Regions from separate parts of the Homo sapiens genome. Here all the other regions are linked to region 1. The links are chromatin loops, found by intact Hi-C in ENCODE. Cell type or tissue: MCF 10A. All regions are shown on one strand. Each heading gives the region's core, and the rest is flanking DNA. Links, peaks and the distances in the headings are about the cores only.

Region 1 (5,376 bases), core at 283-5,282:
TTTAATAATTCTATTTTTTTAAAAAAACTCTTTTTTATTCCGTCTATTAGGACATGGCCTTAGGTCGAACCAATATTAATTTACAGTCTCATTTCTCTCTGGAAGTGGAATCCTACAAGCATTTTTATTCTACATCTCTTTGGCAGATATGCAAACAAACCATTCTACATGACTACACGAAATTTTGCTTGTTTCTCTCTCTACAGCTGGTCTCCAATTGTTTCATGTGCATTTGTTTTCTTCCCCTGACTTGACTCCTTGATGGCAATGTTGTGTACACAGAAGTTACGTCATACATGTGAGTTAGTTGATCTAATTCTTTATTTACTCAATGCTCCTAGCTCACTCTTTGCCCTCCCCCTTCCTGGTCACCTGGTTAAATAGGCTCTTGATAAATACTTACTGAATGAAATAATGAACCAGCACCAACTAAATATAAGGTGCTATTGTAATAATTGGCTGGGTCAGTCAGATACTTGGATACCATGTGGAATTCTGTGGCAGCATTGGAATCCCACTGGATATATGGAGGTCTGGCAGAGAGCAAACTGTGGTTGAATTTGGGCACAAGAGGGTGAGGGTGGAAATGGGAAAAATTGAGCAGGAGTCATTATGTCTGGGGATGAAATGGAAGGTCTGAACAGGAAAAATAGCAGCTGAATAGCAGACTGGCTGTTAGGATTGAAAAATCAGGTGTGAAAATCAACTACAATAGTAATAATAATGATAATATTAATGAATTTACAATATTAAAAGTAGACTGTCCCATGGTTTGTTGTTAATTTATCAATTTCTGAGTATTTTCTTACTAAGAAATATTAATTTCTTAGTATTTTCTGAGATTTACAAATCTTCATTGCAGATATGAAACCTAAAATTCATTTTGGAAAAGAACAAAATGGATCATAAAGTAGATTAAATTCTAATTAATGACATTCATACTGGAGAATTGGGTGAAATGTAGTGATGCCTTCCAACTTAGTTTTAAACATGTCACAAATAAGATAGATTGATGGAGAGAGAGGGGGGAGATCTAGAGAGAGGTATGTGATAAGACAATTATATTAATAGTGAAAGGTTAGTTACAGAATCTGAGTGGTAGGTATATGTATGTTTACTATAAAAATACTTAAACTATACTGTTTATTTGAAAATTTTTATAATAAAATCCTGAGAAAAAATAAATTATAGAGAAATTGATTCAGATCTCTTAAAAATAACCATATTGGAGCCTACAATGATTAGATCAAAATACTAGTTTTTTAGGTAGAATTTTCCAGCATAGTAATAAATCTTCATATTTATGCAAGGTTTTATTGTCCACCAAGTACAAAGTGTGATGATTGAGGGAAAAGACTCTGGAGCCAGACTAGCTGATTTCTGATTACTATCTATGAATAAACCATTTAACTTCTTGGTCTCTTAATTCCTTTGTTAGTCGAATCTGTGTAATAATTCTCCTAGGGTAGTTGTGAAGAGTAAATAAATCAGTAAATGTAAAATGCTTAGAAAGTGCTAAGAAGCAAATAAGCTCTATATTAATGCCATCTATTATAATTGTAATAATAATTGTTATGCCTTCCTCATTAGTTCTTAGGACAGAAATGGTTACTCTGCTTTTCAGCTGAAGTAACTGAGGTCTAGAGAAATATCTCTTGCCCAAAGCCATATGGTTTCATTTTAGGTGATACTGGGTCTAAAGTTAAGTCTTCATTGCCTCTTTCAAATATGCTTCTCCTTGTGTTCCAACTCCCATTGCAATGTCCAATCAAATTGAGGTGCAAAGAAATGCTAAGTGCCTGGCTGGGTGCCTGGCACATGGTAGGCACTTAAAAAGTAGGTGAATGATAAAAGTTCATTTATAGCACTTACTGTGTGTGTTACCCTGCTAATCACTATACATTATCTCAAAGAATCCTTGTAAAAGCTCTAAGAGTTTTGTTTTACTGCCCTGACTTTCCAGATGAGAGCAGAGGCTTTAGAAAGGGTATGTTGCCCAAGATCCCACAGCTAGCAAGTCTGAACCACAGATCCATCTGGTTCCAAAGCCCATGCATTTTTAACAACCCTGCAACACTTTCATGAATGAAGGGAGGCTGCTTCAAAGCTTAGCCGAATGGTAGAAATTAGGGGACATGAGCCATTTTACCCTTAATCCACAGTGCCTTCCCCTAAGTCCTTCTCATCATAGATGCATTGTATTACTAGCAAATGTGAATGTTTTGATGAATTAGGCAAAACACTCCAACTGCCTGTACATTGCAACATCTTCCCTTCAAAGGCCAGGGAATGTAGACTGTACGTTCTTTGTCCAGCTTGTCTGAATGCGTCAACGCTGTCTGGGAGGCACAGAGGTGGATGCTTTCCTAGCAGGGGTGAGGCCCCTCCTGAATGTCCAGCTCCCGTATTTGTAACATTGCCATGTGCTGCCACTGGGCCAAGGAATGAAGGGGCCTATGGTCCCAGCCTCCTCAGATTACGCAAGCCAAGAAAAATGTGCAAATCGCATGAGAAAAGCAGGCAGTCCCCAAACATCTTTATTTGTTCATTTCTGTGCCCTGATGCTTTGATTGCAGCCCTGCACTTAGAAATTTCAAGATAAGTATCAGCAGCTGGACACTGGGTAAATCAGAGGCACAGATTCCGTGTAAATACTGAAGTTTCGAAAGCACAAACTTATGTCCAATAGCTTGGAGCACAGGACCCAGTGGAAAGTGGGGGAGTGGTGTTCTGGCTTTGGCAGAGTCAACCTTCTGAGAAACTCATGGACATGTCTGTGCATGCCTGAACTTGTCTGACAAAGCCAAGCAGAGATTTCAGGATTGGCCAGATTCAGACACAAGCGGCCTGCTTGCTCGGAACCAAAATGGAACAGTCAGAGGAAGTGCAGGATTAGAAAGAAGAAACAAAAGATTACAGTCTGAAATCTGTTAACAGCAGAGGTTGCATGGTGAATGACCATGCTGATGACAATAAACTAAGCTGTCATCTATTGAATGGCTCACTGACAAGATCCCATATTAGGCTTTTTGTGTCCATTCACATAGTTAATTCTCCTAACAATCCTCAAGTTTTGATGGACTTTACCAGATTTTATAAATTTTAAAAAAAGAATAAAAAGGAAAGAAAGGGAGATGGAATGGTAAAACCACTATCTCAAAGTCAGGAACTAGCCAGTAAGAGGAAACAGGTTAGCAACACATGCTTGTCAGAGCCAAGGACCAATTTGTATCTTAAACTGCCCCCATGATCAATGAACATGAATTTAAACAAATGATAATCCCAGAACCTAAATCTGCCTCCCTGCAGTTAGAATAAATAATAACCATTGTGTGCCATTTTACAGTTCTCAAAGGGGTTATGTAATCTACATATACTGGAGACAGAAAAGAGAAAACTGTCCAGTTGGGTTTTGCTCCTAGGACAATAACAGTTCATATACTAGTTGTAAATAGTAAACACACCATTTTTTTTTTCTTCCTGACAGAAGGGGGATTTTGTCTGAGAAGAGAAAAAAAAAATGAGAGAGAGACAGCAGCTTTCTATTCAGAGACTAAATTAATGGGTAGGGCTGATCTCTTGGCATAATATGAGCTGTGAGGAGAGAGTTTGCTGATGAGATCTGTCAAGAACATAACAAGAAGATAGACTGGAAGAGTCTGGACCACACTGGGTGTGACAGCAGCCTCATCAGCTCAGCTAAGAGTAGATATATTGGTAAGAAAAATTAGAACAATGGGTAAAGCAAGATAACTAATGCTGTAGTTATGCTGTGAAGCTTATTTTGTTATTTAGGATTCTTTGGTTGCAAGTAACAGAATCCAACTCAAGGCAGCATACACAAAAATTTGTGAGATCTAATATAAGCACATGGAGATTTCTCTCAGGACAGCAAATACTAAAGATAAGGTAAATATGAAAATGAAAATTCAAGGTGGCTGGCAGAGTATAAAAACATGATCCTGGAGAGCATGACAGAATCCAAATCTTGAAGTTCTTTGTAGATTTCATTAAAGCACTTTAATTTCCTTGTAAATGTAGCAAGTGGCCAAGAAATGGGAAGTAATGTTATCAAAATGCAGGAAAATGGGATTATCAGATACAATACCACTTGAGCTGCTGTATGGGATAGAGAAAGGAAGTATGAAGGGTTGCTGTTGGTTGATTTTTTTGACTATGTATATAGTAGTGCCATAAATTGTGATAAGGAACATCAAAATGCAGATATGGGGTTGGAGGAAAAAGTTTGTGATGCATTTACTTTTGAACAGATTGGATTTAAGATGTCTGTGAGTCTTTCAAGAGATATCTACAGATACTTAGATAAAACAGTGTGGAGTTCAGAAGAAGCACATGTGCTGGAGTTACAAATGAGAAGTCACCTTCACAAAGATGCTACCAGAAGCCATAGCAGTGAATCAGGATATCCAAGGACTTGATTAAAGGTGAGAGAGCAGGGGAGAGCCTCGAACATAGAACTCTAACAACAACAACAAAAACCAGTTATGGGCCATAAGCATTAAGAAGAAAAGCCTTTAAACCTTCCAAGAGTAGCCAGAGAGATAGAGATAATTAGGAGAAGGAACACTTTCTGAAAGCTGGAGTGAAGACTTCTGAAAATCTACTTCATAACAGCAAAAAGAACACTAAAAAAATTGACAAAATAAACTTTTACAGAGCTGTAAAACTTAATCAAAAGCTTGTAACAATCTGAAGAATGTTTGTTGAAGAAAAATAGCTGAATTTCTGTAAGAATAGCAAAGAGCTTTGTAGCATTTTAACACACACTATTTCTATTTCTGTTTTCCTGCACAGTAGCAGTGAAAACCAACAGCCTCACGAGCATGGTAATTGTGAAAACCAGCAGTCTTACAGCTACTGGATGGGATAGAAAGTGTTTAGAGATCTCCCAAAAGTCCATTCCTAGAGAACTATCACTATCTGACCTGCCTGACAACTCCCTGGAAAGCCCCATTCATGGAGACTGGCTTTATTTTAACTGACTCAGAGCTCATTCACTGGGGAAATGCTGTATCCCCAGGGTGTTTGTGAAAAATGAACAGTGTCCATCATTTAAATTGAAGCTGCCTGAAGCAGTGATACAAGTTGTATCAATTAGGGCAAATAAGAGGCTAGCTAAGACCCTTAAAGGAAAAAGCTGAAAAATGAAACATTTACAGGGGGCTTTAAAAGACTCCAACATATTCAAGGGCATCTAGAAAATGATGTACATGTGCAGGGCTGTGAGAATGCTCGGGAAAGACTTGAGAAGATCCCAATATCTTATGCTGGCTGACACTGAGGATCTGCATAAACAGGAACTGAAAGCTAAGGCAGAGTTGAAAACTGGCAGTGTTGAAATGGTGCCCCAACACA
Region 2 (5,376 bases), core at 74-5,073, 160 kb before region 1:
AGACTAAAAAAACAATGTCTATCACTGAAGGCTTTTTACTAAAACAAAACAGCAACACAAAACAAGACTTTCCACTGTGGTATTCAATGTGGTCATTAAAAAGAATGATATAGATCTGTTAGTGTTGACACGAAAAAATTTAGTAAGTGATTGAGAACTGTAACATTTTGGAACTCAAAGAGTGCTCAGAGATAGAAGCCTAGCTCTCTTGTTTTACAGATGGGAAGATAACATCCGTAATGGTAACTGACATCATGACATCAGAGATGTGATCTAGCTATAGAGTGGCCAGGAAACTCTACCTGGTATATCTCCACTGCCCTGGTGTATAACAATAGGTCCAAAAGGAGAGAAGCCCTCAAGATTCTTACCACCTCATTTAGCCCCACCAACATCTGTGTAAATCAGCACCAAGCAAATCAACAGCCGTGTAAGTCAGCATGTAGAAAGGGTAAAGACAACCTTTCTCACAAGTCGAGGAGCCTCCACCTACTAGAAAGCACTCCTTATTTGTCTCCAGGCTGCCCAAAAGAATCAGACAGGAAGAATGTTGGCTCAGTGACCATCTGGTTTGGGAATGGGAACGGACGGCTGTCATGTTCTGAAAAGCCCATTAACGTTCACTGAATTATTCAGTTTCTTCCTTGCTCCTTCACAGAGTGATCTGTCTTTTACGGATCCATTCAGTGCTTTCCAACTTTCCACTCTTCAAGAAGGAAGTCATGCTTTGTAAACTTTCCTGTATAGCTGAGTGTGGAAGAAAATTCAATGCTCAGACCATCTTTGGTCCCATTTTATCCTATTCCAATACAGCCACTGATTTTGAAAGGTCGCTAGGCTGGGGTGGGAAAGCACTGGTGCTAGAGAATATGTATTCAAGTTCCAACTCTCCCATCATTAACACCACAAACTTGGACATGCTGCTTCACATCCTGAGTCCAATTTCTTCTTCTCCAATTTTACAGATGAACTGTAATATTACTTTAACTAACATGGGTCTTTAGATAACTAAGTAGAAAGAAATATATGCAAACCTGCTTGTAAACAAAGAATCACAAAACAAATTTTATATACACAGTACTTACTATTACAACATCGAGGTATTGGAAGGAAATCCTTATCATTTGTCTAAATTGGTCTTTAACTTTAGTGAGTTCTGATACATCTAAATAAAATTTGAAAAGCAACAAAACATGTAAAATTGACTTCAAAGAATTTTAGATTTGAACAGACTATTGCCCTTAGCATCATGATCCAGGCTGCTGTATTTACTATCAGAAGTTGAGTTCTGTAGTGGTTTAGAGACAAGAACTCAGTATTGTGTCTCTACCAATTTTTTTGGATATCAATGTTTTCCTAAGCTACTGTTCCCTCAATCTCTTCTTCACCTTTGCCTAAGGGAAAAAAAGAAGCTTAATAGAATGAATAAGTCACTTATCACTTATGTTTCAAAATACCCCTCTGAGCTAGGAGGGTCATCAGGGAATTTGGCATGTAAGACAAAAAAAAATGGCTTATATCTTTGGCAGACAAACACGGAATGAATAACAGGGACATAAATGTGATGAAGATTGAACAGGGAACAGTTGAGCAATTGAGTAACATGACTCATTCTTACCTCATTCATATTTATTAACAGTAATAATAGTCTGCAGAAGGGCTCCAATGTGTCATAGCTTTATTTGTTTCATCTCATTTAATCTTCCTAATAAACCTATGGTGTGAAGGTTAATTCTCACTTCTAAAGAAGGAGGAAACTGTGGATCAAACATATTGTGTAATTTGCCCAAGATTTCAAGATGAGTAAGAGATAGAGGCTTAACCAGGGTTGCCTAAATACAAAGAACTTTTGTATACAACACACCAGTGTTTCTCCTTGGATGGACAGACTTCACATGCCTTCCATGTTGGAATTGTGCTTAGCATATAATCAATGTCCACGAGATGTCCTTTGTTTATGTTGAGTTAGCATTGCTGCATAGCGGACAAAAAAAGCTAGAGAAAACTAAGAAACTTCTAAATAAATCACATTGAATGATAAGAGGGTAGAACCATTGCTGGTCTATACATTATAAATCCCAAGTTTTCCTCTTGTCTTGAACATCAATATATTGTGTGACTTTGGGCAAGGCACTAAACCTTTCAATGCCTCAGTTTTCCTGCCTGTAAACAGGGACTGTTATACTAGCTTCACGTATCTATCTGGGTGGTTCCAGAAATCAAATGAGATGTCAGGACAAGCACTTGGCAATAGAAAGGCATTGCTGTTATCATCGTTCTTTATGACTAAGCATAGGGTTTATGGTATCTCTCTCTGAAAAATAACTGTGATAAACTCACATAAGCAAAGGGCTGGGAGGATTGTATGCAAAGACATGAATGGAGGGGAGTAGGAGGTGTGTGGGTGAGCAAGATGAGTAATATGGGTACTGTGAGGCACGAGAAGTATTACAAGAGTTCATGGGAGGCTGAATTCAATCCAGGATAACAAGTCTGTAGGGTGAACTGGAGGTGAGACAGGTGATACACAGAAGTGGATTTTGGAAGAAGTCAAAGACGGGATTGATTGACTCACTTATTCACTTCTGGCCCCATCTCCTGCAACCACAAAACAAGTGTTAACCCCATGGAATAGCTTGAGGCAGAAAAAAAGTGTCTTTAGTAGGATTATACTGGGAACTTACTAAGTATATAGGAATGGGAAGATAGTCAAGAGCAGTAATTACAAAAAGAATAGTCATAAGGACGAAGTGATGTATTAAAAAGTGATTAAAACAGAGCATTGAATATAGCCAGCACTTAATGAATGGTAGTGATGATAGTGGTAATGTTCATTGGATGCTTAGGAAATATGAAAAATAGAAATGTATATAACGTAGCCCCTGACTTCAAGAAACTCACAATTGGCAAGACCATTCAGGAGGCTTGAAAGAGGAAGAAAGAAAATAGAACTCTCACAGATTGCTTACAAAATGGTTCTAATACCTCCACTTATTCCTGTATCCACATCTTTTGAAATGCTACTTAACAGCTTCCCCCATTAAGTGGAGTCTTTCTCTCTAACCCTCAAATCTGGGCTAGCCTTGGATTTTGCTTTGCCAGTAGAATGTGGCAGAAGTGACTGTGCTAGTTTTGAATGTAGGTCCATGAGGTCTTACATACATTTGCTTTGTCTCCTAGATCCTTGCCAGCTGCCATGAAGACAAGCCCAGGCTAGCTAGATAATGTAAGACACATGGTTGGTCAAGTGACCCATCTCCCAAGTTGACAGCCAATTGCCAAGCAATGAATGAGGCTGTCCTAGACTAGCCAGCCCCAATTGACCCACCAGAAGGCTGCAAACACATGTGTGACAACAGCTGATGTCTTCACAGCCTGGACAGATAAGAACTTCCCAGAAAATCTAAAGACTTGTGGGCAGTGAGAAATTGTTTTGTTTTAAGCCACAAAGCGTTTGAGTGGTTTGGTATTTAGTCATAGATAACTGATACTGGAATTGTATTCATTCCTATATACCACCTTCTCCTACCATCATCACTACTGCTCTGTGAGCTTTTGCATCATGGACCCCATTTTTCAGATGAGGAAAGAAAGATTTAGTGAAGTGAAAAGTAACGTATCCAAGGTCAGGGGACTAGAAGTGGTACAGTCAAGGCTTTACTCAGTCTGTCTGTTCCACATTCTATGTAGTTTATACTACATCACACTACCTTGAGTAAGGTGAAAAAAATGACTTGTGGGTTGATCAGGGTGTTTGGCTTTAGGACAAGGGTTGAATGTAGTGGAGACAGGAGAACAGGCCATCCATGGGTGGGGCTCCATGAAGGCATGCACCAAAGTTTGAGTAAGAGAACACCAAGAGTGAAAGCAATAAAGGTCAAGTGGGATGATTCTTGTCTAACCTTCTTAAATCATGAAAGAAAGGAAAAGTTGATCACTAAGTAAAAACAAGTCAGGAAACAAGGAGGGATTTCAGGAAGAAAGAATGACACAGGTGAGGGCTGGAAACATGGTGAATCAACATTCCCATCCAAAAAAGGTGTGACCTTAAGTGGGAAAGAAGAGAAATGGTTTAAAATTGGAATATCATAGCCAAACTTGGGACAGCATAGAATTTCCAGTAGTTCTCCAGCAGTACAACTCCCCCCTTGCAAGGAGAAACAAATTTGGAAGAGAAGTCTGGAAAGAGCATTTTATCAGAGCCTACGAAAATCTGTGTCTTGAACTATACCAGAAATCTGCATGCACCTTTTTCATTGCTCCTTTGTTCAAGATCCTTTCTCATGCTCTGTAAGTAAGGGAATTCTTCAAGGCTTTCTCCTTGGAATTGATGCTACTGCCGCTCACCTAATAATTATAACCACATGCACACTTCTAATCTCTCTGGAGTCCAGTGGAACATGAGACTAGTCCTGACCAATAAGTTGTAAAGATAAGTATTATGTGTCTTTTCCATGCCAGAATATTTAAGGGATAAACTGAAGATCCACCCACCAGAGGTCTTTTTCCCTCTGGTGCAGAGACAACATTGAAGATAGTGGTTCCATCAACTTGGTTTCCTAAGTCACAGCGTATAGGAGAGTTTCCCTGTCAACCAGTGATGAAAGCAATAAATAAACCTTTGTTATTTTAAACGACTGAGAGATGGAGGTTGGTTGTTACTGAAACAGACCCTACTTTCTTCTGAATAAGGAACATTCTTCTCTTTGCTGGTCAGATGAAAACGCATTAAAGTGTGTTCTTTGTAACATCAGTCCCGAGAGGTTATCTATTAAAAGAATTCTATTGTCAATAAACTCTGGGCAGCACTGCCTACCCTAGCATCATCTTAGAAAATCTATAAACACTTTGGAGCAAATCGGAGTATGCTATTCTAGACTCTGTCTTCAGCAAACTTATCTATTCTTTAGGTTTCAAACACCACATGTATGCAGCTTATTTCTAAATACACAACTCCTCACTCTTAGAGGTCCCCACATAGAATGTTATTCTGACACTTCCAGTTCAATATGGAAGATCTCATGATCTTCCTACAACTCAATCTGCTCCCTATTTGTTTACCATACTTCTCTAAAGATACTAAGACATTTTCTATTTTCTTATATGTATATAGTTCCAAGCTCCCTAAAGTCATAAAATTACTCCATCACTATATATGCCTAAACCAAGCACAAAAAATGACCCATTATATGTGTTAATAATGATTATTAAAAGGACTGGCTCCTGGGAAGCAGCTTATAACTGTAAGGATATTTATTCTATCCTTTGAAATATGACTTTTATGGAAAATACATAGGTTTTAGAGTTCAGGAAAGTTTGGTATGCATTTCAGCTCCCCCTTCATATCTTGCAAACTTGGCATGTTAATTTACCTGA
Region 3 (5,376 bases), core at 280-5,279, 61 kb after region 1:
TAGCCAACAAGTACATAAAAAATGTGCAACATCACTGATCATCAGAGAAATGCAATCAAAACCACAATGAGTTACCATCTCACCCCAGTTAGAATGGCTGTTATAAAAAAAGACAAAATAAAATGCTAGCATAGATGCAGAGAAAGGGGGACTCTTATACATTATAGATGGAAATCTAAATTAGTACAGCCATTATAAAAAACCATATGGAGGTTCCTCAAAAAATTAAAAATAGAACTACTATATGACCCAGCAATTTCACTACTGGTTATTTATACAAAGTAAAGAAAACCAGTATATCGAAGTGATATCTGTACTCCCATTTTCACTGCAGCACCGTTCACAGTAGCAAAGATAAGGAAACAACCTAAGTGTCCATCAGCAGATGAATGAATAAAGAAAATGTGTTAAATACACACAATGAAATATGACTCAGCCATAAAAAGAATGAAATCACATCATTTGCAGCGACATGGATGAAACGGGAGGACATTATGTTAAGTGAAATAAGCCAAGCAGAGAAAGACAAATATGGCATGTTCTTATTAACATGTGGGAGCCAAAGAAATTGATCTTATGGAGGTAGATAGTAGAATGATAGGTACCAGAGACTGGGAAGAGTAGAGTAAGATGCAGAGATGTTGGTCAGTGGGTACAGACATACAGGCAGATAGAAGAAATACATTCCAGGGTTTGACAGCACAGTTGGGTGACTATAGTTAACAACAATATATTATATATTTCAAATGGGTAGAAAAGAAGATTTAAAATGTTCCCAGAACAAATGAATAATAAATGGTAGAGGTGATGGATATCCTAAATACCCTGCTTCAGTGATTACACATTGTGTGAATATATCACAAGCACTCCATAAATAGGTACGATTAGTATGTATCACTTTAAAAAATACCCACACCTATAATGATTTAATTTTATTCCCCTCCCCAACATTGGTGATTTTACTTGCTGTGGAGATTTTTACCCGTGGGAATTTTCAAATTTGGGATCAGAAAATCTATCTACTCTTGAATATCACTCTAAGAAATTCAGTGTCCCAAGTGAGGTCACTTGGCTTATTTGAGCATTAAAATACAAAACAAAACTAAGTTTCATCTGGGCACATGATTTGTTTTTTTTTTTTTTTTAACTTTTCCTACTGAGAATCATTGACTCTTCCTCTGATGGGAGAGCATTTTTCTAAAACAGTATGATGGCATTTCTTTTTCCCTGAAGTCCCAACCTCAGAGCTTTCCAAAGAATAAACATTCCACATTCAGTCATTAGGGACTCCTCATTGCACAGCCAACGTTTTGCTATAAAGGAATCTGAACAGAAGCAGAAGCAGTAGGAGAGGCAATTCAATTGCTAACAAACTTCATGACAGGAGGATATTAGATGATCTAGAAAATTAGGATGTTTGGCTTTGAGAAACACCGGGAAACTGAGGCCCAAAGAAAAGTAACTTTTTTTAAGGCACCTCAGAGAGTGACAAACCTGGAATGAGAAGGAACCCTTGTGTATTAGTATTGCAGCAGAGCGATGTCAGGAAGCTCATCCAGAGGTCTGGATGCTACCAATGGACTTCAGAGACCACTTGACTTCTCCTAGAGTCAGAAACTAAGCTGGACCCTGATTTCTGTGGAGGAGCCGGAGAGTGAGAGTTAAGGTAAGGGTTAAGGCAGCCCAAACATCCCTGTTCCACCTCTATAATCTTGAAAGTCAATGTGTGAGTTCACAGTGGACATATAAGAGCAGGGCAGGGTCCTCAGTGTCCCTTTGTCATCCCCTGAGTACCAAAAATTGGGCCAGGGTCCTAGTAAGGGCACAACCCAGCCCCCAAATTTGTTGGCTTCTTGTTAATTGAGTGAGTGAGAGATAAGGGGGAAAGTAGTTTGTGCCCCCATTAACTTCTAATATAGAGCTGAAAAATCTAAATCTATGCAAGTTAGGAAAAATAAACCAATCCTCCAAAAACAAAACAAACAAACAGACAAAAAACCTCCAGGATCTTCTACATGGCAAGCAAAATAGGCACAATCCCTGCCCTCATGGTGGATATATTTGAATTTCTTATACTGATAATTCTTTAAAATACACATTGACATATTTCACACTTTGTTAAATTGAGGGGCAAGTTCCATTACCTGGGTGCTTAATAATGGGTAATGCATTTCCCTTTCTGATTAGTACTTGGGTGATTTATGTTCTATACCACAACTCGCTCAGGCAGGTTATGCCTTGTTCCTGGCCTCAATATCATCATCTGTAAAATGAACAGATTGTGATAAATATCCTCTTAACTCCCAGGTGTGGAATGAATATCACAGCCTCACCTGGGAACAGGGAAGCAAGTTTGTGGCATTTCACTTTAATCTGCGATGCCACCTTGTGGTTATCAACACGGACCGCACCAAGGACAGGGAAGAGTGTGCAACACAGCAGCCCACATCAGAAGATGTCCCTTTATTCTTCCCACCCCTGAGGCTGGATGCACTAAATGGGAAACAGGAGTTTCCTTTCAAGTCCACATCCCATAACCCTTGGAAGCCTCATCCTGCATAGAATCACCAAGAGTGAACTCTAGTAACACAGTTTGGGGCTTCCTGGAGTCTTGCAAAATGTGTCCATCCCCATCACTCCACACTCACATGTCTCTCCTTAAGTCTGCTAGATGATGACAGATGGGACCAGGCTGGGGCAAGACACTGGAGACAGAGATGGAACGAAGATAAGCCAACTTTCCAGACCAAACTCCTCTCACTCAGGCCATGGGAAAAGTAAGTCATTTCCAGGGTCCAGGAGGTCTGAAGATATTCAAGCTTCTGATTCCCTTTACTTTCTTCATATAACTATATGTTTTCTCATGAATACATTACAAAAAGGGGTTGTCATATCTTGGTGTGGCTGTGTACCAGGTCCCTGACCTCAGGTACATACCAGTCAGCCCTAAAACTGTGATGCCCTAGTTCCAAACACCATACTGCCAATTAGAACACACTGCATGTGGAGCTCTCAATATGGTGAACTCAAGTGTGTTTGCACTCTGGTGGCAGAGACACTAGGCTTGCTGGGGGAGAGAGAGCCAATTTGAAATTAGCTGGTCCTTAAAAAATCAGGAACTCTAAGAATGCATTACTTTGAAACAGGAAGCAACAAGGCACAACAAAACAACAATGACAAAGCATCAGCTCAGAAATCCTCATGCTGCACTTGGCACTGGGCTAAACAAATTTAACATGTGTTGTTTTATTTAACCCCCTACAACATTATGAAGTCACTACTTTTATTATTTTAAATTTCATAGTGGAAAAAGCCAAGGCTTGCTAAGGCAAATGTAACTTGGCCCCAGTCTCCCAGCTAGGAAGTGGTGTCACTATTATTTTGAATCTCTTTCCAACTTCAGGTTTCATGCTCTTCCAACACCCAAAAGAGCATGAAGCAGGGAATTCAAAGACTTCTCTTCTAGTTCTTACCCACTTGTCATGAGACATTGTACCTGTACTCCACATCTTCAGCCTCTGGTTTCCTTAGATCTAGAATGGAGATGATACAAAGTTAGACTAAAGGCAAAATGCCGGATCACATCATACTGTGAAGTTCCTCCTAAATCTAGGACTGAAATTTGTAGTATATCAATTGACATTGAAGTCAAAGGTTGCAAACCAGCAGCCTATAAGGGAATTCAGTTCAACAATTTGATTCGTTTACTCTGAAATCTGTTACAGATTGGAAGTTTAAAGATTTTGGGTGGACACGACTCTCCATTTCATCCTGGTTCTTATTTCTCTGTGCTATCCTATGCAGCTCAGTTGTCTGCTTGACCTCACTGGTGGACATGTGATTACATGGTTCTTGGTTTATGTCAAATCCAAGGTTTTGTGTGTTGGTAATCAGAGTGCAGGCCATTACAGAGGCTAACTTCACTGCTAGCCTCCATCTAGATTATTTTATTAAGACATTGTTGTCCCAAACTCTGTTGTTTTCTCTGGGCAGCTTATGAGCAACTCAGACTAATGTTATACTACCACAGGAAATATTATGACCTAAATTTCAGGAGACCTGAATTCTGCTTCAAGTTGTATGGTTCTGGGCAAGCTCATGAATCTCTCTGAGCTTCAACTTTCCCATCTATGGGAGGCTTAGAGTAAACGTTGAAAACTTCTGTGTCCCGGCCGGGCACGGTGGCTCACGCCTGTAATCCCAGCACTTTGGGAGGCCAAGGTGGTTGGATCACGAGGTAAGGAGATTGAAACCATCGTGGCCAACATGGTGATACCCAGTCTCTACTAAAAATACAAAAATTGGCTGGGTGTTCTGGTGTATGCTTGTGGTCCCAGCTATTTGGGAGGCTGAGGCAGAAAATCGCTAGAACCCAGAAGGCAGAGCTTGCAGTGAGCCAAGATCCAGCCACTGCACTCCAGCCTGGCGACAGAGCGAGACTCTGTTTCAAAAAAAAAAAAAAAAAAGAGAGAGAAAACTTCTGTGTCCCTGTAAAACTGAACCTTCCATTCTGATTGGCTAAGCAGCAGCCTATTAATTTAGATGCATGCGAGTGCTGTATCTTTAATAACTTTGGTCTCACACATAGGCTTTAATTGACTTGGGCATTTGTAGTTTTTAAAAGCTCCCCAGGAGATTCTAATGTGCAGCCCAAATTGAGAACCACTGTGCTAAAGTGTGAGCTCTGAAACAAAGTACCTTTTTCATTAAGGACAAGGAGACATTTTTAAAAATTAAAAACAGGCCGATTAAAAAAAAACTGATATAAGTGATATGTTAAAAATCCTAGGATTCTTAACTCCAAACCCAGGTTCTTTTCTGTTATACTGACCATGGGATACTATTTAAAGAACCCAATCCATCTTTTCTTAGAATACTTAAAATATCTCATAAACTCAACAAACTAAACAATGCATAGCTTGTAAAAAAAAAAAAAAAAAAAAAAAAAAAGCAATACTGTGGCTTCTCCTGAGTTCCCCAGGTCCTAGCAAAGGTATACAGGATATTCTCACATAAATCTAATCCTTTAGGCCTCATGACCTTATTTTCAGAGTGCTAAATGGTTCTCAAAGTGAGGAGAGAAGCTAGAACTAGCTAGGAAGGGTGAAGAAAAGAAAGCTTTCTGTATTCCAACAGTTAGCTGATGCTCATATACAAACTAAAAAAAATTAAGCAGCACTTTTAAGATTTTCTAATCATTTAAAAAGCCCAGATTATCACCGTCCAAGGAAAGAGGAATGGCTTGGAAGTCAGTTTCTGCCGACACCTGCAGCTTTCAGCAACTCTGGTCCCTGCTTCAGGCTCCAAATCCATCTGTCAAGTCACAGCAGCCCATTTGCAAATGCTATCTAGCTTCACAAGGACTCTTTTATTCAT
Region 4 (5,376 bases), core at 69-5,068, 250 kb after region 1:
ATAGGAATAATCATGAGATCCCATGGGAAAACCACTTTGGGGGAAGAGGATGTATCACAGGATTCTTCGAAAAGAGTAACCCATGAAATGAATCTTAGAGAAGGAGAAATCATGAGACAAAAGAGGGAAAGGGGTAGTATTCTAGACATAGGGATTTTTTGAGCAAAGATTAGAAGCTAAAACTAGCAAAACATATAAGGGATGCCAAGAAGAGTCAGTTGTGCTGAAACATGATGGGAAGAGCAAGGAGTGGTAGGGATGAGGCTGGGCAAGTAGGCTAGAGCCTGCATCAAAAAAGGTCTTGATTGTCATGCTAAGTTGTTCATACCATTTACTAAAAATGGAAAATCATAGAAATAATTGATGGAAAAAGTGATATGATCAGAATTGTGTTATTGAGAAAGACATTGCTAGTTACACTGAAACAACAATTAGATGAAATAAGGAGTTTGGAAGCAGCAATCTTGGCTTCCAATTCCTGCTTGGGGACTAAATTATTACATGGTATTGAGAACAAAAGTTCCCCCTTTGGATCTATCTGTTTAAGTGAAAAATGATTGAGTTGGGCAAGGTGATTTCACTGGGCTCTTGTAGATACAATATTTTATACTTATCTTTTGGTAACTGGATTATTTGATTATCTGCTCCTCAATTGTGTCATTGGAATAGTAGAGAAACTTATCTTTGGGTTTCCTACCATGTACAAAGAGATTGTATGATGTAAATGAGGTTACAGATATTTTGGAGAATGAGGAAATAGTCAAGCAAAGATGACAAATTGTCATTTTGTTTTCTAAATAAATAGCTAGCCCACAGATAATGAGGAAAATACAAGTTTAATGCATTTCCCCAAACTTGCATTTTCCCATTTATCTGTAGATAATTTCTTCTTCTATTGTGAAACATATCTTTGTGTGTGACTAATGTGGGAAGTCTTTGCTGGACCTCTATAGAGATGGGAAAATGCATTAACCTGACAAAGAATGGAGACAGAACTGTGTCACCTTTTTCACAACTTAGAGATCTAGTTCCTCAGAGCTGCAAGAAATGTTATAGATCTTCTTGTCCCATAGTTTTCAGGTTCTGTTCCTTATGACTTAGATGTTCTATGGAGGCACCTGAGGGATAACCTACCAAGGAAGAAAGCAGAGATGAGGAAGACAGCTTTTTTATTTCTTTCTCTTCTCCTAGAACCATGTTGCTGCCACACATTGAGAGCGCACTGAGAAGAAAGCCAAGTAGATATAGGTACATAGGAAATGGAGATGTGGATCTCTGATGACAGCTTTCAATTCCTCACCCAGCCATGTCTGACATGGTTCTTCCACTTAGATTTCCTGGTTATTTTAGGTAATAAATTTCCTATTTTACTTTTAAGCTTGTTTGAATTGAGTTTCTGTCCCTTATAAAGAGTTTTGAGAAGTACTTTATATGAGAATTTCATGTATGACTTTATTTAATAAAATATTTTTCCACTGTTTATCATTGGGAAAATATAAATTTGGGAACCACTGATTTCATGCAATGTAATCTTTTTTAAAGGAAGTGACTGAAACAAAATCCAGGATTATTTCCCAAAGTTACACATCAAATACATGGCACTGTTGGTGCCAGAATGCAAAGCCCCTGATGTTTGTAGCTGCTCATCTCACTCTAGTTATCTTCCCACATGCACAATATCACCACTTATCTCCACGCAACATCACTGTGACTTACCAAATATCGAGGAATAATATTCCCACACTGACCAACAGGAAATCATTTGAGGAAGAAGGCTTATCCATCTCTATAGAGGTCCTGCAAAGACTTCCCACATTAGCCACACATAAAAATGTGTTTCACAATAGAAGAAAATTTGCTCAATCAACCAGACAGTGTGGAAAGACCTTGTAGGATTCTTGGAATCCCTTAGCCCCAACAGGGGCAATACTGCTTGGACACCGTTAGTGATGTGTCATCATGGTACTGGAGCACCACCTCCTGGTTGTGTTGAAAGTTTAATTTACCTTTTCTAGTTAAAGAAGGTCTGGTATTTACTAGAAATTTATGACCTTGGAACTAGAAGGGCCTTTAAGAATGACCTGGTCCATCACTCTTCTTTCATGGATGGGGAGATAGGCCAGAAGAGGAAAAGTGATTTCCTCCCACCATAATAACCAATTAAGAGCAGGGACACAATGAGAACCCAAATGTAGTCTCCCTTTCCAGTGCCTAATTCTATGGTTGTAAAAGTTGATAATTTTTTAGTGTAAGAAACCAAAAAGAGTCTGAATTTACCTGAGGAGAAGAAACAATGAAAGTAAGTACAAACAACTTACAGAATTGAGAGGTCATTGAACAATTGAGTCACAGGCAAGAGACAATTGAGAATCTAGATAGAAAGAACCGTAGGCATTCTGTTCAGGAACTATCCCAATTCACATGAATCAGCTTTAAATGTTTCCCATTCACGCATTACTTCACTCAAGATGTATATCCTAAGGAAACAAAGACTGATTGGCCTAGATTGAGATACTTGCCAAGCCATGGTGTGAAAGTATAAGAGCCTCTGACATAATTCCATCGAAACTTTGTAGGAACTACCCCTATAGGGAGAGGTATTTTCTCAAAGGAAAATTCAATGCTGTTCCCATAAGAAAAGGGAAGGGAGCCGGGAATGGTGGCTCATGCCTGTAATCCCAGCACTTTGGGAGGCTGAGGCAGAGGAATCACCTGAGGTCGGGAGTTCGAGACCAGCTTGGCCAACATGATGAAACCCTGTCTCTAGTTAAAATAAAATTGGCCAGACGTGGTGGCATGCGCATGCATTCCCAGCTACTCAGGAGGCTGAGGCAGGAGAATCGCTAGAACCTGGGAGGTGGAGGTTGCAGTGAGCCGAGATCATGCCATTGCACTCCAGCCTGGGGGACAGAGCAAGACTGTGTCTCAAAAAAAAAAAAAAAAAAAAAAAAGAAAAAAAAAAAGAAAGAAAAAAAGAAAAGGGAAGTGATGCCAGTGAACAAAAACAACAGATGTCCAGTGCAGAAACAAAGTCAAGTTATTACTCAGGCATTTTCAAACTAGTGTCGTGAATCATCTACTCATAGACCAGAACACAAAATTCACATTTAAAATCTTCCTTTGCATTGTAGATGCCCTAGCTCCAAAGCATGGACAGCCATGACTTTACCACCTCTGAGTATCTGATACACCTGCTCCTTGGCACTTTCTGTTCCACTGCTTCTTGATATTGAAATGACATCTGTTTTACTTTTAGCTATTTCAGGAATGACAAACCAGGTCACAGAATAAGACCATATAATTAATACCTGGGCCTTGCTGTTGATGGAAAATATGAGGGGCTCAATAGAAAAGCTCCAAAACCATAGCATTTCTAAGGCCTCTCTTCTAAGAGGGGGTTCCGTCTATTATATGGAAGGTCTCCTTTAGTACAGGGCTTTTCTACTTTGGCAAAGTTGACATTTTGGGCTGGAAATTCTTTGTTGTGAGAGGCTGTCCTGTCCATTGTAGGATGTTTAGCAGCATCCCTGGCCTCCGCCTACCAGATGCTAGGAGTACCTTTTAGTTGTGACAACTAAAAATGCTGGTTGACTTTGCTGATTTTCTCCTAGTGAAGGTGACAGGGAGTGTGTAATGTATTCTAATTGAAATACATTACAGGCATATGTATTTGGAGGTGACCCCAGGATAGGTAAAACTAATTTCATTTTTTTACCCCAGAGGGAACTTTTTATCAGTCAACACGACTCAACAGTGGGAGACTTTGCCTTGGAAAGTAAGAGGTGTTTTAGGGATATTTAGCTGAAGCTGGGTACATACCGGTTAGTGATGCTGTTGGGAGTGGAGCAACATCAGATAGATGGTTTTTTTTGTTTGATTTTTGTTTTGTTTTATTCTTTAAAATGAAAAAACCCTCAGATACAGTTATTATATCATTTTATTGCTCTTTGTCCAATAGATATGTGTTTCTGTTCAGTTCTTTTTGTTACAAAGAAGCCAATAGAAACTCAATTTAATGCACAGAAAGGAGTACATGTGAACTGGATATGGAAAAGAGAAGTCATAAAAACAATTAAGGTATTCTATAGGACCCGATACTCTCTCCATCCCTCCTTCCCTCAGGGAGCCCACAGTCAGTCTTTTAAAGTCCCTCTGACCTTTTCCTCTATTGTCCTCTTCCCAGCAGCTGGCTACCTTTGCTTACTCACAGTCTTTGCTTCCTTAGGACTTGCGTTGGCAGTGACTCATTAAGGCAATTCCAACATCTTTCTCTAATTAGTATCCTTGGGGATTTAGCTACTAACCTAAAATTTCTCTCTTTCCGTTGTTTCAAATTCTAATTTCTGAAAAAGAAAAAAGAATTAAAAGTTAGATTATCCTTCTGCATGTCTGCATGTGACAGCAACATAGGTAGTTGGTCTGTGTCTAAATTTGCTGTATTTGTTACTGTGTTGTTAGTTACAAATAACAGAAAACCCTGATTCAATTGGCTTAAACAATAAGGAAAGTCTGTTATCTAATAACATAAAGTCCTGAAATAGGGCCTTTCTGGGCCAGTTAATCTTTATATCATCCCTGCAAATCCCATTGATGACCCAAGGATCTAGGTTCTATACGTGAATCTGATCTGCTATGCTCAGCGTGGTGGCTTTGTTCTAGGGCTAACTCCTCCTCATGATCATTACTGTATCCTATCTAAGCCATCTTAGCCAGACATAGCAACATCGTGTGTAAGAAGGCACTGCTCTTACTAAGTTTTCTTTTTAAGAATGAAGAAACCTTTTCCAGAAGTTCACCCGGAGACTTTCCCACATCAACCTCACATTTCATTAACCGGAATTATGACACATGCTATGACTAAGCCAAATGCTGACAAGGGGAATGAGACTACTATGTTTGACTTAGACTAATCATGTTTTAAATGTGATCAGGGGAATAGAGTCAACTTTCCTAAACAATTGATTCTTGTACAAACATCAGATTGTGTTATCAAGGACAAGATGAAATAGAATGTTTGTGGTAAGGGTGTCTGATTGACCTGGCTTTGGATTGAGTGGTTACTTCTTGCCTTTCCTTCTGTGGTCAAGGAAGATGAGATTCATGACACAGCCTTGCTGCCTAGCTAATCTATGGATGTATCTGTCCTTGGATCTGGTGCCCATCCCAATTTCAATAAATTGTTATAAATCATTCAGCTGGTGGAAATGACAGCTTCCTGTGTAGCAGGGACCATGACTATGACAGCTTCTTTTCAGATGGGGGAGTTGCTAGTACCATGATCTTGTGTCCAATAAAAATTTTTAACTCCATCTGTTTTTATATAAGTCCTCATCTTTCTCATTTGTTCAGTTATAGGTCTATCAATCCTGTACTGAG
Region 5 (5,376 bases), core at 187-5,186, 270 kb after region 1:
TAAAGAAACTGTACTACATGCATACAATGGACTGTTACTCAGCTTGAAATAATGAGAGCTTGCACTTTGCCACAACACGGTTGAGCTTGGAGAACATTATGCTAGGTGAAATAAACCAGACACAGAAAGAAATTTTTCACATTATCTCACTTATATGTGACATTTTAAAAAATTGTTTAAATATACAGAGACAGAGAACCAAACAGTGGTTACCAGGTGAGGTGGTGGGGGAAGAGGGAGGTGCAAGTCAAAGGATATGAAGAAGCAGATATGTAGGATGAACAAGTATACAGATCTAATGTGTAGGATGAGAACTATGGATAATAAAATTGTACTGCATATGGTATCAGGCTAAATGAATAGATTTTAGCTGCTCTTGCTACAAAAACAACAACCGAAAAAGAAAGGGCATTTTTTTTTTACTATCTATGCATATCCCATAACATCATGTTGTATGCCTTATAATAAATATGCACAGTAAGTATAAAAAAGAAAGAATATAATACATATATTGAGTTTATAGAAAGGGACTTCTAGAAGATTATTGAACCACTAGATGGAAGGGCCTTGGGTCCCTAAATGACTATCTGAAGCAGATCAGCATCACACTCCTCCCCCAGCATGCCACTGACTATGACATGTGAGATGAGTATGTCATGTCTTTTGGCTATGGCATTAGAAAGAGTAATAAACTGTTAAAATACATGTTTTTATTTTTTTATTTTTACTTTTTAAATTTATTTACCTGTCACCCAGGCTGGAGTACAGTGGTGTGATCTCGGCTCACTGCAACCTCTGCCTCCCAGGTTCAAGCAATTCTCCTGGCTCAACCTCCTGAGTAGCTGGGATTATAGGCACCCGCCACCATGTCTAGCTAATTTTTTGTATTTTTAGTAGAGATGGAGTTTTGCCATGTTGGCCAGGCTGGTCTTGAACTCCTGACCTCAGGTGATCCACCTGTCTCGGCCTCCCAAAGTGCTGGGATCCCCGGCCACAATATTGTTAATAGAAAACAAATATTCCTCTAGAACCACTCTCAGTGCCAAAATTTCTATTTGTCAGAATTCTCTAGAGAAGCAGAACCAATAATTATCATCTCTTGGTATCTGTTGGGGGTTGATTCTAGGACCCCTCCATCCTCGAGTATACCAAATCCCAGTAATGCTCAAGTCCCTTATATAAAATGGTGTGGTATCTGTATACAACCTACACATGTTCTCATGTATGCTTTAAATCATCTCTAAATTACTTATAATACCTAATGCAATGTAAATACTATGTAAATAGTTGTTATACTTTATTATTTAGGGAGTAATAAGAAAAGACAAAGTCAGTACATGTTCAGTGCAGATATTCTTTGTTTCAAATATTTTATCTGAAGTTGGTTGCCTCTATATACATACGGAGAGAGAGAGAGAGAGGAAAGAAAGGAAAGAAAGAAAGAAGGAGGGAAGGAAGGAAAGAAAGAGAAAGAAAGAAAGAAAGAAAAAGGAAGAAAGAAAGAAAGAAAGAAAGAGATATATTTATTATAAGGAATTGGCTCATGTGATTATGGGTACTTGAAAGTCCCAGGATCTACAGGGTGAGTCAGGAAGCTGGAGTGGAGACTGAGGAGAGCTGACGGTTTAGTTCCTGTCTGGACTGTCAGGCTTGAGACCTAAAAAGAGCAAATGTCCCAGTTCAAAGGTCATTAGGAAGAAAGACTTCTCTGTTACTTAGCCTTTTTGTTCTACTTGGACCTTCCATTGATTAGATGAGGCCCACCTACATTAGCAAGGGCAATCAATATTCTTTACTCAGCCTACCAATTTAAATGTAATCTCATTCCAAAACATCCTCACAGAAACAGAATAATGTTTGTGTAAATATTTGGGCACCATATGGCCCAGTCAAGTTGACACATAAAATTAACCATCATGGCACTACTAAATCTTGGAGAAGAAACTTCCACCATGGTGGAGCTAGGACTCTTTAAAGATGTAATATTTGAGCAAAAACTTGAATATTATGAAGGAATTGAAGGAATCATGAGATTCTTGGGTAAGAGCCTTTTCCTCAGTTACAGAGGGAAGACCAGAGCCAATGACCATGAGTCACAGCGGGTTACATGCTCTAGGAATAGGAAGGATGCTAAGATAGCTTGTGTGAGAATGAGTGTTGGAAGCAGTGATAATAAAGTTCATAGATATAGCCAGGTGTCAGATCATGCATGGCTTTGTAGGACATCAAAAGGCACATCGATTATATTCTATTTGTGACAAGTAAGGACTAGAAGAATTTGAGCCGGGAAAGGACATTCAGTGCTTTGAGAAAAAAACATAAGATTACGAGACAAGAATAAAAGTAGGAAGATCAATTGAGAGCCTGTTTGTATAATTCAGTTTCATTTTCTTGAAATTAGACTACAGAATGTATACTGGCGGGTTGCGGTAAGTGTCCCAATTTGAATGCTGCTCACTACATAGACAGCCCAACCTTTCATGTGTACCTTCCTTAAGAATTCTGGAGTAAAGTGTGGAAGCTGACATACATTAAGGTTATTGACCACCTCTGATCTCAGAGGGCAGATATTACTCTCAGGATTTCCTTTGCAGCATTAGAAGCTGCAGGCTCATTAGACTCCAAATATGTGAACCACCACCACATGTCAACTTTGATTTAAAGCAAAGGAGCTGGCATTGCTTGAAGGTGAGGTCACTGGAATCGGAGCCTTGATGAAGTTTCTCAGAAAGAAAACATTGTGCTGTGTTTGTGTCTCCCTCACATTCCTCTTTCCCCCTCGCCTCACTTCCCACCACATGTGGGTTGGCTGTTCCTAAGGCCCCAGGGATTGAAGGAAAGGCGTTGAGTTTGGAGCATATCAAAGAGTCTACACAAAACCAGGGAGAAGTCCCCCTCAACCTGGGCACAGTTTTCCAAGGAAAGATATTCTAATTTTGATGGGAGAAAGAGACTGGGAGAAGAAGCTACTTCAGCCTGTTACAGAAAACAACTCTTGGTGTGTGTTCATGGAATTCGCTACATAATAAGGAAGCTGATTCTCCAGCTGTGAGTCAGAGTCTGGCTGATGTAAAACGATGAAAGAAAAAGCCCCTAGAGGTTTACACACAGGCAAAATTTCCAGGATTGTGTCCCCATTAACAAAGGCTGGGACCAGGGAGTAAGGTTACCTGGGTTTCAAGATCAGTCCATTCACAGGGGTCATGCAAGACTGAGCTAGTTAATTTTCTCCTTTGGCTTCAGTGTCCTCTTCTGTAAAGTACGGGTAATAATGTTATTTCGTTTGCAGGGTTAATATGAGGAGGAGAAGACATAATGCATGGGAAAATGCTTTGTAAATTCCAAAGCTATTACCAGTATAAGTTTGTTTTACTTCATACCATTCAACTAATATTTATATTGAAAATCCCTTTGCTTCTATTCCTGTTCTAGGTCTGGAGATTGAACCACAGTCGAGTACCTAGTGGAGACAGAAAGTTAAAATCATGTTGTTTGTTTGTAAAAGTGGAAGTGTTGGTTGGGTGTGAACAGTTTGATTCCTTAGAAGTGAGTTGGAACTCACCTTAGAAGATAGTTATTCATTGTATATCCAAAATTCCTTTCTACTCCAGTCTTTGTCTCAGAAGATGCTATTATATGATACCCATCCAATTGCTCAAAACAAAAGCCTAGGAGTCTTTGTTGATTCTTTTATTTTTTTCTTTTTTTGAGACAGAGTCTTGCTCTCTTGCCCAGGTTGGAGTGCAGTGGCACGACCATGGCTCACTGCAGTCTCAAATTCCTGGGCCCAAGTGATCCTCCCACCTCAGTCTCCCAAGTAGCTAGGACCACAGGCATGCACCATCACCACACATGGCTAGCCCAGCCTTTTTTTTTTTTTTTTTTTTTTTTAGATAGAGGGGTCTCCCTCTGTTGCCCAGGTTGGACTCAAAGTCCTGCGCTCAAGCAATCTTACTGTCTCAGCTGCCCAAAGTATTGGGACTATAGGCATGAACCACTGTACCCTGCCAATTATTTTCTTTACTCCTTCCACATCCAGCCTATCAGAGAGTCCTATTTCCTCTGCCTGAAGAAAATATCTTGAAATCTCTCCTCCCCTGCCCATCTCTACTGCTGTCACTCTGATGCAAGGCCTTCTGTCACTGCTTACATGAAAGTTTCCAACTGCTTTCTCTGTCTCCAGTATTATCATCTATCCTACAGCAAACAGGTCTCTTAAAGATACCATACCATTTCTTCAAGAAGCTGAGGTAGGAGAATCACTTGAATCCCGGAGGCGGAGATTGCAGTGGTCGCACCACTGCACTCCAGCCTGGTGACATAGTGAGACTCCGTCTTAAAAAAAAAAAAAATGCCATACAATTTCCTGCTAACCCCTCTAACCGCCTAGATTTCAAACTCCTTAGCATGGCCACTCATGCCTTATGTCATCTGGCCTCTGTCTTCAAGCTAATTGCTCTCTCCAATGGTTTAGTCTACTATAAGTACACTGGCATTCTTGCTGTACTTCAAGAGAATGTTACTACTATCTTGGAGCATTTCACTGGCTGTTTCCTTTTCCTGAAAAGCTCTGATCCCAGATCATTGCCTCCTTCTCAGGTCTCAGCTCAAATGTCTTGACCTCAGAGAAGCTTCTGTCACCACCCAATATAACGACTGCCAGCCTAGTCACTTTCTGACTATGGTGCTTTTTGTTTCCTGTGCATTTATCATTATTTGCAATGATCTTGTTCAGTTGCTTACATCTTTGTTGTCCATGGTCACCTATCTCAGAAACTCTATGGGAACTGGCATCTTCTTTATCTATCTAGTTCAGTACTGTACCTGGCTGCCAATCTCACCATGATACACAGGAAACCTGGTCAGGTCCACAATCAATAGCTTCAGAGTGGATCCAAAGGCCCCTTTTATTTTTAGGAAAGCACTTTATAGTACCTTTTAGGGCTAAATCTAAAAATCTAACCCACCTAAATCCACCCTAGTTATGCAGGAATATCTAAGGTGAATGACAGGATCTAAGGTAAATTCTGCAGATTTAGAGAAGTTTTCTGTTCAGTGATATCAATTGGTTGTTTTTTGTGTTTTTAAAAAAACAACTCATACTTCAGAAAATTGCTTCCCTGGAAAACAATATTTTTCCTAAATTTGGATTTTGACTTGCCCAGGGCTATAAATCATAGGGTGTTCTTGTGGAGTTATCAGCAGCTGCATACAAAAGGAGAGTAGATGGAAAGGAATTGTCAGCAGGGGTTTGTTGATTGGATATGTTCATCATCTCACTCTGGTGAAAAGCTTGTTAAAAAAAGAAAAAAAGGAATGAACAGAACTCAGCATTGGAAAGAACACAGACTGAATACCCTTACTTGGTATTATTTA
Region 6 (5,376 bases), core at 204-5,203, 52 kb before region 1:
AGCTGCTCAGATAGGCATTCCTGGACCACTCTACACAGACTCCCATTTCCCAATATCATTATAGCCCAACCCCTTCAGAGCATTTTTCAGTTTGTAACTATATACTTATTGTTTGCCTACTTGTATATCATCTGCCTATCCAACTATATTATAAGTTGCATGTTGGCATATAGGCCTGTTTTATTCACCACTGTATACCTGGTGCTAAGCACAGTATTTGACATATATTCGGTGCTCAATACATACTTGTAGAATGTATGAGCTTCAAAGTGCTTTTAGAAAACTTGGTACCTCTTCCAATGCTTCCTGCACTCCTGAAAATTAGAGATGAGGGATGAAGCCATTCTCATTTTACACAGAAGGATGCTGAGCCATAAAGGAATTACTAACACCCCACAATAAATCTGTGGAGAAGCTGTTCCAATCTCCTGGCCTATAGCCCATTACATACAATTCCAGGTCAGGTCTCCTACTCCTTCTCCAGTTTGTTTCCAGTTTGAAAACAAAGTTAACAAGTGCCTTTAGCATGACTTTGACCAAAGACTTCTCATGAGACACTTTGAGGGATCTCAAATGCCCACTTGGGCAAGCAGCCTTCAATCAGAAGCAGGCACGTGTTGCAGGCTATGAAAGGGGAAACCTTCTCTGTGTCACAGCTGAAAGCACTCCTCTAGATATTTAAAGCAAGCCCTCTTTTAAAAAATTAATGACCTGAAAGGGGAGAGAAGAAGCTGCCTATGTAATGTGGAAAAAGGAGCTGAATGACCACAGTCCTGGACCCTCTCCAGATGATATCATCAGCCTAGATAATAAATTTGTAACAATGTGGCTGAAAGAAAGGAGACATAATTTCAAAATTAGTCAAAGAAGCTGGTAGCAGTAGAACCAAAAATAAGGATTTTTTTTTTTAATCTGGTAGGCACAAATCTTCTATCCCCTGGGTAGTTAGATTATCCAGAGAGTAGAGCAGAAACCACAGTCATTTCTGAGTCTTGGAGCCTACTTGTTCCCAGCCCATCAGAACAGGCAGAGTGGCAAGTGGGCCTGTCTCCTTTGTGTGTCTGCTAAACATGCCCTTCTAGTTTAAAAAAGGATAAATGAGAGAATGCTGAAGTTATGAAAAGTCAGTCACTCACTTAACATGAACCATTACCTAGGGATTCTCATAGATCCTCATAATTATAAATGTGTGATAAGTTAAAAAAAAAGAATGAATGCATAAGGTTGAACGTTGTAATTAATTATGATGTAATTAATTGTGAAGCACAGATCACTACCTCTTTCATGTCAACTCCAATATTCTGTGGTGATTCCCCTGCCCCGCAGATAGACTGGCAGCAAGAGGGCACACATATTTATGACTTGGTCATCGTAGCTAAGCACAGTCAAAGGATATACTGGCAAAGGGCATTTTTTTCTGTTACCTTCTTTCTCCAAGCCACTTGTCACTTCTCTCCTAACCTACTATAGAAATCTTGTGATGGTTTTCCTATCAACTTACTTCCTCACCTCCAGTACAATTTTAATAGTCAGTTGGCATTTAAAAATATTAGTTGGGGAGTTGGGGCATGGTGGACCACGCCTGTAGTCCCAGCTACTCGGGAGGCTGAGATGGAAAGATTTCTTGAGCCCAAGAGTTCCAGACCAGACTGGGGACTATAGTGAGTCCCCGTCCCCTCCCTCTGAAAAAAATGTATCTATGAGTTCATTTTTGTTATTGCCTTGCCTAAACACTTAAATGTTTGCCCATTACTTCTTGAATAAAGACCAAGCTCCTTCTGTGCGTGGCCTATTATACCTTGTGTCTTCTGATATTCATCTACCTCTCCCATCTCTCCTTAATTTTCTTGAAAGTTAAAAGATAATGTGGCTAAAGTGAACAAGGAAGCCATGTGTCTTTAAGAAAGACACATTTCTATGGTCTTTTTATATCTCTGAGCTTTCACATTTACTGTTCCTTTCATGTGGAATGTTCACTTCCTTACTCAAACCTGGTTAATTCTAATACATGCTTCACCTAAACACACACACACACACACACACACACACACACACACATCTTTTCTCACAATAACCTGGCATCTCCCTCTCACTTGGTCGACCACTTTCCATTTATAACTGTATGCTAGTTTCTATGACTAATTGTTTAATTGCATGCAAGGTGGGGGTGGAGGGGCAATGCCCATGTTATGTACACTGCTTCTTCCCAGAGATTGCGCAACAGTGTGGTCAGTAAATATTTGCTGAATGGCTAAAAGAAAATTTACCACATTTTTTATGACTTTGGGCAGTCAAAGACGTGAGTTCAGTTCCAAGGAGCCTCAGTACATTACACTATCCCATAACAAAGATGATAATGATGATGAAAATTATGATCACCTACCCTTTATTTTGCCCCTTATATCTAATACTAGGTATTAGGCACTGAGATAAGGATTTTCTCTATATTTCTCACTTAACTCATTCAAAAGTGCTATGAAAACAGAGGCTCAGAGAGATTAAGTGCTTGTTCAAGATCATATAGCTAGAAAATGCCAGAACTTTGATTTAAAACCAGGTCTATTCAACTTCATAATCTGTTTCTTTTATAGCTCACCACAGTGTGAACTATAATTCTACTTTAGAAGTAGTTTCCCTACAGTCTGGGAATAAATAACTCAAGGAACATAGCCATGGATGTATGGCAGAGATGTGATCCTTGTGGATGAAGGAGAGAAAGTCACGAAGGAGAATGGGGATTTTGTAGAAGAAAGAGTGCACTATGTGATGGTGTGCACATGAGGGGTAAACACGATCTCACTGATATTTTCTTGACAGTAAAAACTGAGTTATGATGGTGTGTTAATATTTAGAAATATTAGAACATAGGGTGTAAGTTGTAAGAAAGAGATTGATATCTGTCTTTTGAAAATCCTGCCAGATGACTGGTGGTGAAAAGTTTAACAGAAATCAAACATCTGGTAGAGATTTTCCCAAACTTGCAACCCTCTTCTTACCTACCCCCACTCTAGCCTCAGTAAAGTTCTTCCTGTAGAAATTTCTAAAATTGATGAGAAACCAAGTATTTTTAAAATGAATCAATAGCTTTCTTAAATCTGTTTTTATTCTTCTAAAGTAGCTTAATAAAAATAACTTTATGAATTTTCTTAATATTTTAAATCTTAGAAAAGTGAACATAAAATATTCAGTAAGGACACATAAATGAATGAAGTTTACCACTACATTATTTTGAGAAAAAAGGATTTGCTTATCAAATAAATAAACAACTTTGATATCATTTGAAAGAATGTTTAAACACTGTAAGAGAATGAGCTATTCTCAAACACTTTACATATCAGCTGATAAACTTATAAAAAATCACTCTTTTTTATTGACTAAGATTTGTCCCTAGAGACACCTACTTGGCAATTTGTTTGAATTAACATATGTTTTTTAAAAGACAATCTACATTTATTTTTAAACTTTGTGTAAAAATATAAACTTTGTGTAATTCAGAGCAATACAGATTTATACCAATAGCTCTGTATTAGTCAAAATTAGGAAGGCTTCAGAACGTTTACATAATGTCTTCCTTGGAATTCTAACAAGGGCCACAGAATCTAAAGGCTCTCTCTTCATTCCTTCCTTCCTTCCTTTTTTTCTTTTTTCTTTCTTTCTTTTCTCTTCCCCTCTCTCCTTCCTCCCTTCTTCCTCCCTCCTTCTTCCTTCCTTCCTTCCTTCCTTTCTTTCTTTCTCTTTCTTTCTTTCTTTTTTCTTTCTTTCTCTCTCTCTCCTTCTTTCCCTTCCTTCCTTCCTTCTTTCCTTCTTTCCTTCTCTTTCTTTCCCCAGACATGAGGCTGTTATGAAATATTGATTACATTTAACTGCCTTTAAAAAGAAATTCTGCTTCTATTAGATGACTTCTGTAAGAATCTAACCCTAGAATTGGCTGAGAACATTTCCAGATAATATACCTTTCCCAAACAAAATTTGTTATTCAAAATACAGTAATTGAGAGAGCATCACAGATTCTCAAATCAAAGGAACAATTTTGTGAGGAAAACTCTGACCTGGTATTGAGGAATGCGCAGTGCATTTTATCATTGAATCTTAACAGCAACCCTTTAGGTTGGCCTGGTTATCCACATGGTGACAGAAGCTCAGTATTCTGATGGAGCAAGGCCAAGATTACATATTGGAAGGAGCTCAAGCACAACTCACACCCAGGTCTCCCAGGCTGTGAAGACCAAACTAATTTGCCTTTAACCAACTATAAAGACATTGCAGGGGTAAGGTGAAAGCATAAGCAAAGGAGTGATTAAAATGCCCATGATATTTCCTCGTTAAAGTTCAACTTCCTTTGCACCAATGTCAAAAGCAGTTGCTGAAATAAATAATATCTTGCTTATTTTTTACATTAGATTAATTCATTTAACATTTCAAAGTTAAGAACATCTAAAAAAAGATTAGAATAAGATTTATATACTGAATATCACCAATTGCCTAAATCAATACTAGACAAAAATATTGAAGATTTTCGTTTTAAAACTAAACAACAAAAAGAAAGATTTAAAACAAAATCAAGAAAATAAAATGTTACTTTCATCAAAAGCCTTTGAATTATCTTTTTCCCCATGATAAACCTATCCAATATAGCCTTCCTAAGTATAATTTGAGTTATCGCTTTCCTCATCAATAAAATTCCTACATAACAGTGCTGCTGCGAGGGTTAGAGGAGATAAAGTGTTTGAGCACAGTGCACTTGGCCTGCTTCACGAAAAGCATTCAGTCAATGTTTGTTCCTGTGCCTTTATTCTATTATTTTCTGTTCATTTCCACGTTCAGACCAATAGTGACATTTCAGGGATAGTATAATAGCAACAGATAATGGTGACGATATTGCAATGTGTCCAAATGAAAAAGCATTCAACAAGATTATGCTTTATGACCTGTAAATTTTCCATGATTATTCATGTTCATCGAAAGGGAATGTTAGAGGCTTCCTGATCCAAAAGCCACACATTACAGGTTTAGAGACTGGAGATGGCTTTCCTAAGGTCATCAGTGTTTAAGTTGTAAGTGTTTAAGAAAAGTTTATTTTGAAGAGGTCTGGAGTGTCATAACATTCTTGATAATTCATTTTCAGAAGACCTAAAGTGACAAAAAATTTAATTCCAGATTAGGATCTTGAACTTCATTACATAACTTAGCCATCTCAAAAACTCCACTTTGCCCATTGGATTCTGGTTCTGAATTCCATGCTTCTTAAACCTGGCCGTAGTCAACCAGCAGAAGGCAACCCAATTTCTTTTCAAAATTCCACTACATATTGGCAAGAGTATTGAATTTTTATGAATGCAGACCTGTTTGAGGCACTGGTAATAAAAGACTAAATGG

What was found. Hi-C counts contacts between places; a loop is a spot of excess contacts. Peaks named below come from ENCODE experiments on the same cell type or tissue, not always from the same donor. Only the 100,000 strongest peaks of a DNase experiment are listed, where the experiment ranks them.
Region 2: it touches region 1 in a loop (8-fold over the local background); 4 of 110 quality-filtered maps call a loop at or near these places.
Region 3: it touches region 1 in a loop (7-fold over the local background); 2 of 110 quality-filtered maps call a loop at or near these places.
Region 4: it touches region 1 in a loop (8-fold over the local background); 4 of 110 quality-filtered maps call a loop at or near these places.
Region 5: a loop joins it to region 1, with 10 times the contacts of the local background. A loop is called at or near these places in 4 of 110 quality-filtered maps.
Region 6: it touches region 1 in a loop (4-fold over the local background); 5 of 110 quality-filtered maps call a loop at or near these places.

What each region holds. Positions count from the first base shown.
Region 1 is chr9:115,941,711-115,947,086 of GRCh38, reverse strand. The region is part of intron 1 of LOC124902258 (a long non-coding RNA gene); the gene reads right to left. Among named protein-coding and RNA genes, the nearest start is that of LINC00474, 19 kb to the right of the region's middle. RefSeq lists an enhancer at 2,146-3,345. In MCF 10A, for the core only: no CTCF peak of the experiment used is centred there; DNase peaks (open chromatin) are centred at 2,376, 2,746 and 4,996.
Region 2 is chr9:116,097,964-116,103,339 of GRCh38, reverse strand. No RefSeq gene overlaps it. Among named protein-coding and RNA genes, the nearest start is that of PAPPA, 53 kb to the left of the region's middle. In MCF 10A, for the core only: no CTCF peak of the experiment used is centred there; DNase peaks (open chromatin) are centred at 1,609 and 2,569.
Region 3 is chr9:115,880,934-115,886,309 of GRCh38, reverse strand. No RefSeq gene overlaps it. Among named protein-coding and RNA genes, the nearest start is that of LINC00474, 42 kb to the left of the region's middle. In MCF 10A, for the core only: a CTCF peak has its summit at 2,406 (motif pointing left); a DNase peak (open chromatin) is centred at 2,379.
Region 4 is chr9:115,690,736-115,696,111 of GRCh38, reverse strand. No RefSeq gene overlaps it. Among named protein-coding and RNA genes, the nearest start is that of LINC00474, 230 kb to the left of the region's middle. RefSeq lists an enhancer at 3,976-5,175. In MCF 10A, for the core only: a CTCF peak has its summit at 1,962 (motif pointing left); DNase peaks (open chromatin) are centred at 1,901, 4,211 and 4,821.
Region 5 is chr9:115,670,521-115,675,896 of GRCh38, reverse strand. It overlaps LOC105376235 (a long non-coding RNA gene), which reads right to left. Exons shown (of 7, transcript XR_930270.3): 6 at 3,381-3,460; 7 at 3,069-3,252. Among named protein-coding and RNA genes, the nearest start is that of LINC00474, 250 kb to the left of the region's middle. RefSeq lists an enhancer at 2,617-3,816. In MCF 10A, for the core only: no CTCF peak of the experiment used is centred there; DNase peaks (open chromatin) are centred at 2,776 and 3,096.
Region 6 is chr9:115,993,465-115,998,840 of GRCh38, reverse strand. All of the region lies in intron 1 of LOC105376236 (a long non-coding RNA gene), which reads right to left. Among named protein-coding and RNA genes, the nearest start is that of LINC00474, 71 kb to the right of the region's middle. In MCF 10A, for the core only: no CTCF peak of the experiment used is centred there; a DNase peak (open chromatin) is centred at 2,190.